2 separate regions of the Mus musculus genome follow, and region 2 is linked to region 1. The links are chromatin loops, found by intact Hi-C in ENCODE. Cell type or tissue: left cerebral cortex. All regions are shown on one strand. Each heading gives the region's core, and the rest is flanking DNA. Links, peaks and the distances in the headings are about the cores only. Region 1 holds the start of Mrpl46 (mitochondrial ribosomal protein L46). Region 2 overlaps Acan (aggrecan).

Region 1 (2,905 bases), core at 226-2,725:
TGGTTAATACATTTGCCTGTGTGTTGTTTTTGCAAGTTGTGTACTACTTCTGGGGAGACATAACCTATATTTCCTGTATTTATCCTGGTACTCAACAGGTAGTAGTAGCTTTTGTAACTGTTAAACAGATGTGAAGGTAAGTGAACATATATACCGCCTGCATATTAAGTATTTCTACTAGTGGGATGCTGCAGGATGCCAGGTCCCAGGGCTAGGCACGAAATTAAGAAAGGCACAATCTAGATGTGCAGTTAGTGTGGTTCTTCAAGACATTTTATGTTGGAGGCAGAGAAAGCTGCTAGTCGGATCTAAAGCTTATCTCACAAGGAAAAGAAAGCTGGTATTTATATACATTGGACACTTAGCTAACAGTTGCTAATTGAACAGCTACCTTATGCCCCTGCTCATCCCTCTATTTTCCCAACAACCCCTCTAAGCATTATCTCCACGTATAGTGTGCTGATTTGCACAAGCTCCCACAGATGGCAAATGACAGCCAGGAATTAACTTTTTCTATGATTTTGGACGGTGTCGGGCAGAAGTCACAGGATGCAACTTTCCAGAGCGCTGCATCCACTTACCCTCACCTGAAGCGACTTGGAGCCGCTTCCCTTTCAGTGTTCTGCCTGGCAGCTGAGTCTTCTAATCTCGGGGCTCCGGTGTGGATATTCTTAGCTGGGGCAATGCCCACAAACCTGGGGGGCAAAAAAAGAGAGAGAGAGAGAGAGTACGATGAGGGACTGGATTAACGGTATTTTGGGGGGTTCAAGTGGCACATAGGTCTGGAAGGAAGGTAGGCGGGCAGGCTCGAGAGTGACAGTGGGTTCGAAAGAGTAATCCTTACCTGGTCATTCCATGTCCAGCCCAGGACCGCAGGAGCCACGACCCGGAGTTTCTTAAAACCTGCATGACTGAAATTGACCCTCCGCGGCGCTTGGCTTAGCTCGAGCCAGCACCATGAGCCTCTGTGGGGGTGCTCACAGACAGGAAATCACCTGATTGCTCTTAAATAGTCCTGTAAGTATTTTTTCTTCAAATTTAAAGCTCTATAAAACCATTTATGTAGGAACTTTCCCCTTTCTAGTGGTCTAACACTAGAATTTCACCTACCTCCCCCAAAGGGAATGGTTCATTCCACTCGGTAAACCCGCCCCTCGCCGGCCCGCGTTGCCTCATGGGAACCTGGGGTTGGCTGAGGGCTCTGCCGGGCGCCGCGGTACCTTGTGGGAAGACAGAAAGATGGCGGCGCCCGTAGGGCGTACTCTTTTAGGGCTGGCTAGAGGCTGGCGGCAGCTTGACAGGTTCTGGGCAGGTAGTTCTCGTGGCTTGTCCCTTGAGGCTGCGTCCTCAAGCAGCCGGTCTCCATGGCGCTTGTCGGGCGCCTTGTGTCTGCAGCGGCCACCGCTGATCACCAAGGCGCTCACTCCATTGCAGGAAGAGATGGCGGGTCTATTACAGCAGGTAAGGCAGTCACGGGCTTCCTGGTGCGGCGGAGGGAAGCAACAGTATCAAGGAGGTCTTGATTTCCATGGAGACTCTGGTACTTCGTGTGACCTTGAGCAAACGTTTCATTTCTCGACCTTTAGTGACATCTGCAAGATGAAGTTACCGTACTGAGTTGGGTTAGGATATAGCAGGTGTTGAAAGAGTTTAGTTGGCTTGTTTTCTCTTGATCATTCGGTGTGGATAGCTTCCTTCTTGTTCATTCAATACTGTAGGGATCCGGGGGCAAACAGGAATCACTCCCTTTAACTTAGGAGCTCTCAGACTATAGAGAAGTGTTTGTGATGTTAGGACGAAAGTCGTGGTGACTGTGGGCACATCCTTAAGATAATGCGGTAAAGTTTGCTTTACCTCAGGGAGCAATTTCTGTGAAAGACAAAAAACCCAAGTGTTGTTGCTGTTGGGTCAGGAGATAGTGATGGAAGGTCTTCCGTATCCCTAGACTCCAAAAGGCTTTTGTCTGGAGAATACTAATGGAAACTCCCGTCAGTGCTTTTTGCTCAATGTATTCACTCACTTGACTTTTTTTTTTTTTTTTGGTAGTCCTTTTTCTTTCACCATAAAGGTATTCGTAGCCAATACTGTGCGTCTGTGTGCAAAGTGATAGGCAGTTGTGGATGTGACAGGCACATCGCTCTGCTTCGCAGAGAGTTTCCAGGTACTGGAATTAGGGATACAATCAGTAACCAGTCTTATGACTAATTATAGACTTTGGTAAGTGCTATTAAGGAAAACATAGAGTACTAGAAGAGTTTTACACAGGACCACATAGGTTTTATTTTCCTGAGAAGTATCCAGGAATATCTTTCTGAGAAAGAGGTATTTGAGTTGAAATAAGAAGGATGGATAGAAATCTGGAAGAAATGGCATGAGGAGAAAGAGAGACTAGGAAGAAGGATGTTGGAAAGTCTTCATGGCAGGAAAGTCCTTGAATAGATGCTGATCAGAGACGAGTAGACCTAGTGTGTGGGAAGTGGGTCTTCAGTGCCCTCTGTTCTCCTTGACAGTCTTAATGAAGTTCTCCTACTGCCTACTTACAATCCAGTGGGCTTTTTTTTTTTAAATCTGTATAGTGTTTCATTCTATTTCTGATTGTGTTAAGAGTTGTACGTCTGAGCCTGTCAAGGTCACAGAAGCTTTGTTTTTTTTCTTCTTCCTTTTCCTTTTCCCTTTCCCAGATCGAGGTAGAGAGAAGCCTGTATTCAGACCATGAGCTCCGTGCTCTGGATGAAGCTCAGCGACTGGCAAAGAAGAAAGCTGACCTTTATGATGAGGAACAAGAGCAGGGCATTACGCTCGCACAAGACTTAGAAGATATGTGGGAGCAGGCATTCCTACAGTTCAGACCTGGAGCTCGGGAAACAGGTTTGTGACCTCCTGGGCCAACCACAAGGGAGCGAGA
Region 2 (2,905 bases), core at 98-2,597, 300 kb before region 1:
TATTCGGAACCCAGTACCCACTGAATAAAGGAGTCATGCATAGAACTGTTCTCACCTGGAACTTCTTCTGAGATCACTGCAGCGATGACCCTCAGAGTCACAAAGACCAAGAGTAAAGTGGTCATAGTTCAGCTGGAAGAGATAGCAGACAGTTTAGGCACAGGATAGTTACGGAAGAGATGCCGTGATAAAATTCATGGCCAAAGCTCTGAAATCACATTGAACAGCAGGTGGGTTGCCATGATTTGGACAGTGTTTCCACTAAGGCTCCTTTCCTCAGAAACCGTCATCCTTTCTTAGATTAGTTCCAAGGTGGTTGGTACATTGGTTCTCCCATCTTCCAGTGGAGGCTCGTCCTAATGAATCCCAGTGATAGCTACTGATATGTGCCAGGTGGACCATAGATGCTCAGGTTTATACACTGTGAGGGGTTTTGCATAAACCCCAGAATCTGTAGACCTAGAGGGCCTCCCCTCTGCAGTGTGGGTGGGTCACAGCCAACCACCTGAAGGCTTTAACATAAAAAGGACCCTTTCTAGAGGGAGAGAGACTTCTCCCCTCATGGCTTTCCAACTGATTTTCTCCTCCCTTTTGGACTTGACCTGAAGCATCAGCTTTTTCTGGGGTTTGAACATGTGGAGTTTCAAACTGAAGATGTGTAGCCAGGTGCTCTGGCCTCTTTTTGAGTCTCTGCAACTCTGGGGACCCACAGCCTCCACTTGTATTGACTTTATTCTCTCCCTCTCCCCCCCCTCCCCCGCACACACACACAGAGTCATGCAAGGGCATATCTTCTGCTGAAATGAAATGATTGGTCAGTAGTGGAGCACACATGTGCAAACCAATCGACTGCATGCCAATCATATGAAAGTATGGGGAACATAATTATGTATATAGTACATGAGGCTTGGTAATGACAGATCTGTTGCAACCACCACTTAAAGCTCTCCCTTGAACAGTAGGGATCCCCAACTCCAGCCAGCAAGCATAACTGAATTTATCAAGCCATCATCTGGAGCAGTGGCCTTCAGCCAGCTGTATGTGGAAACAATCTGGACCTCATGGTACCACTGCCCTGGAGGGTACACAACCATGCCACTCACACACCTTCTGAGACCTGCACTGTGTGACACCATGCCCCACATGCAGCAGCAGCAGCAGCAGCAGCAGCAACAGCATTTACTTTTGGTCTAAGAATAATAAAGGAAGCCTTGGGGATGGGGCAGTGGTAGAGGACAGATGGGATCTGCAGCCACAGAGAGCATCCTTCATGGAGACAGCACCCTTCCCCCTGGCCTCCAGATCCCAGCCTCAGCTCTGTTGGAGTCCAACCGTCCAGCAGGTGTCGCTCTCTGTTTAGTCACCATAGGCTGGGCCAGCGCAGGGATCAGGGCGCAGCACCCGTAGGAGCATCAAGATTGTGGGGAGGGGAGACACTGACATTTCCATCCAGGGGTTCCTGGGGAGGAACAGTCTGGGCCCAGGACAAGGGGACCCTTTCCTGTCTCTGGAGCTTGGCATTTTTGACCATCAGTCCTCGACCCAGGCCTGAGAAATGAAAGGCCTGTCTGTGCGGCTGAGGGCATAGAGGCACATGACCCCTTGTGCTGTAGGAAGTCTGGAAAGTTCCACAGTTCTGAGAAATGGCCCCTTGCTTCTCCTTAGGGATTTTATGACTTAGATACTAACTTAAAAAAATAAATTTCTGGGGCCCCAGGTCTGGCACTTTGAGGAGACACAGAGTTGGAGAGGGGTTCTTGTTCAAGATCAGTGAACCAGTCAGGGCTAGGAAATGGTTTCCTGGAGGGTCAAGGAAGATCAGCCTGAGGTGTGTTTGCAGAGGGACCTTTACCCAAGACCCAGACACAAAGCTAGCCTGTTCCTCCCTCAGAACACCCTTCACTTGGAAGTCTTGTGTATGTTTCGGAGTTGTGTTTCTTCCCTCGCTCTCTGAACAAGCTGGACATTGTCTGGGATGCAATGGTGCTCTGTGGGGTTTGGGCTGGCTCTGTTTTTCTCCCTGGCTTAGACCAGGAAATGTGAAGGAATGAAAGGGAGGGGGCTGGTGCGGAGTAGGCAGCAAGACTAATTTTATTTCTTCTTCTTAAAAACTTTGGGATAGAATTATCGCAATAAATATGCTCTTGTGTTTGTGTGTGTTTTCTCAGTTGTAAAGAAAAATAGGGAGCAATTCCATTCTGTCTGGGTTCCAAGCCTCTCAGAGACTCAGTGAGGCTTTTATGTGAGGATACTGACTTTGCCAGCCCACGCTCACTCGTGGACAGAGAGACCTTTCTCAATGGGAAGGAAAGCGAGGCCGTGGGAAGGGATGGTACATGAAGGGTGTTGAGGATGGGGAGATGAGAGGAAGGCCTGAGATGGACAGCAGTGGGAGCTCAGAAGCACGGGGATGGCCCAGCAGAAAGCCTCAAGGATCCTTGTGTGCCAGGGATTGATCAATTGTTAGAAGCTTGACCAGGAAAAGCTGCAGGTTCCTGCTTTTCATATCTCTGTCTCTGTCTCTGTCTCTGTCTCTCTCTCTGTCTCTGTGTGTGTGTGTCTGTGTGTTTCTGTCTCTCTCTGTGATGTGTGACTGCATGCACGCATGTGCATGTGTGTCAGTCTGTCTTTGTGTGTATGTCTCTGTATGTATGTGCCTGTGTGTTTGTGTGCATACGTGTGAATATGGTCCATAGTTGGAGGCAGGGACTTCATCAGATCACATCATTGAAAGTGTAGCTCATTCTCTCATTCTGAATTCCTTTTTTAGCAGCTCTGTCAAGACTCAGACCCAGGTCCTGGCCCTGCCGGGTCACTTACTGCCTATTAACACAAGACCTGTTCTTGCTGTTTCACAGATGGAGTGAGATGTCTTGCCAGTCAGTTCTTCTCATCTGGGCTGGGC

What was found. Peaks named below come from ENCODE experiments on the same cell type or tissue, not always from the same donor. Only the 100,000 strongest peaks of a DNase experiment are listed, where the experiment ranks them.
Region 2: a loop joins it to region 1, with 4 times the contacts of the local background. A loop is called at or near these places in 15 of 42 quality-filtered maps.

What each region holds. Positions count from the first base shown.
Region 1 is chr7:78,781,363-78,784,267 of GRCm38, reverse strand. Mrpl46 (mitochondrial ribosomal protein L46) reads left to right here and starts at 1,179. Exons shown (of 4, transcript NM_023331.2): 1 at 1,179-1,461; 2 at 2,682-2,868. The coding sequence starts at 1,240. Mrps11 (mitochondrial ribosomal protein S11) reads right to left here and starts at 1,137. Exons shown (of 6, transcript NM_026498.2): 1 at 845-1,137; 2 at 588-695. The coding sequence starts at 909. In left cerebral cortex, for the core only: a CTCF peak has its summit at 1,228; a DNase peak (open chromatin) is centred at 1,181; H3K4me3 peaks cover 1,880 bases; H3K27ac peaks cover 1,110 bases.
Region 2 is chr7:79,079,415-79,082,319 of GRCm38, reverse strand. Acan (aggrecan) reads right to left here. Exons shown (of 18, transcript NM_001361500.1): 2 at 56-132. The coding sequence starts at 125. Among named protein-coding and RNA genes, the nearest start is that of Gm26633, 28 kb to the right of the region's middle. In left cerebral cortex, for the core only: a CTCF peak has its summit at 1,340 (motif pointing right); a DNase peak (open chromatin) is centred at 1,345.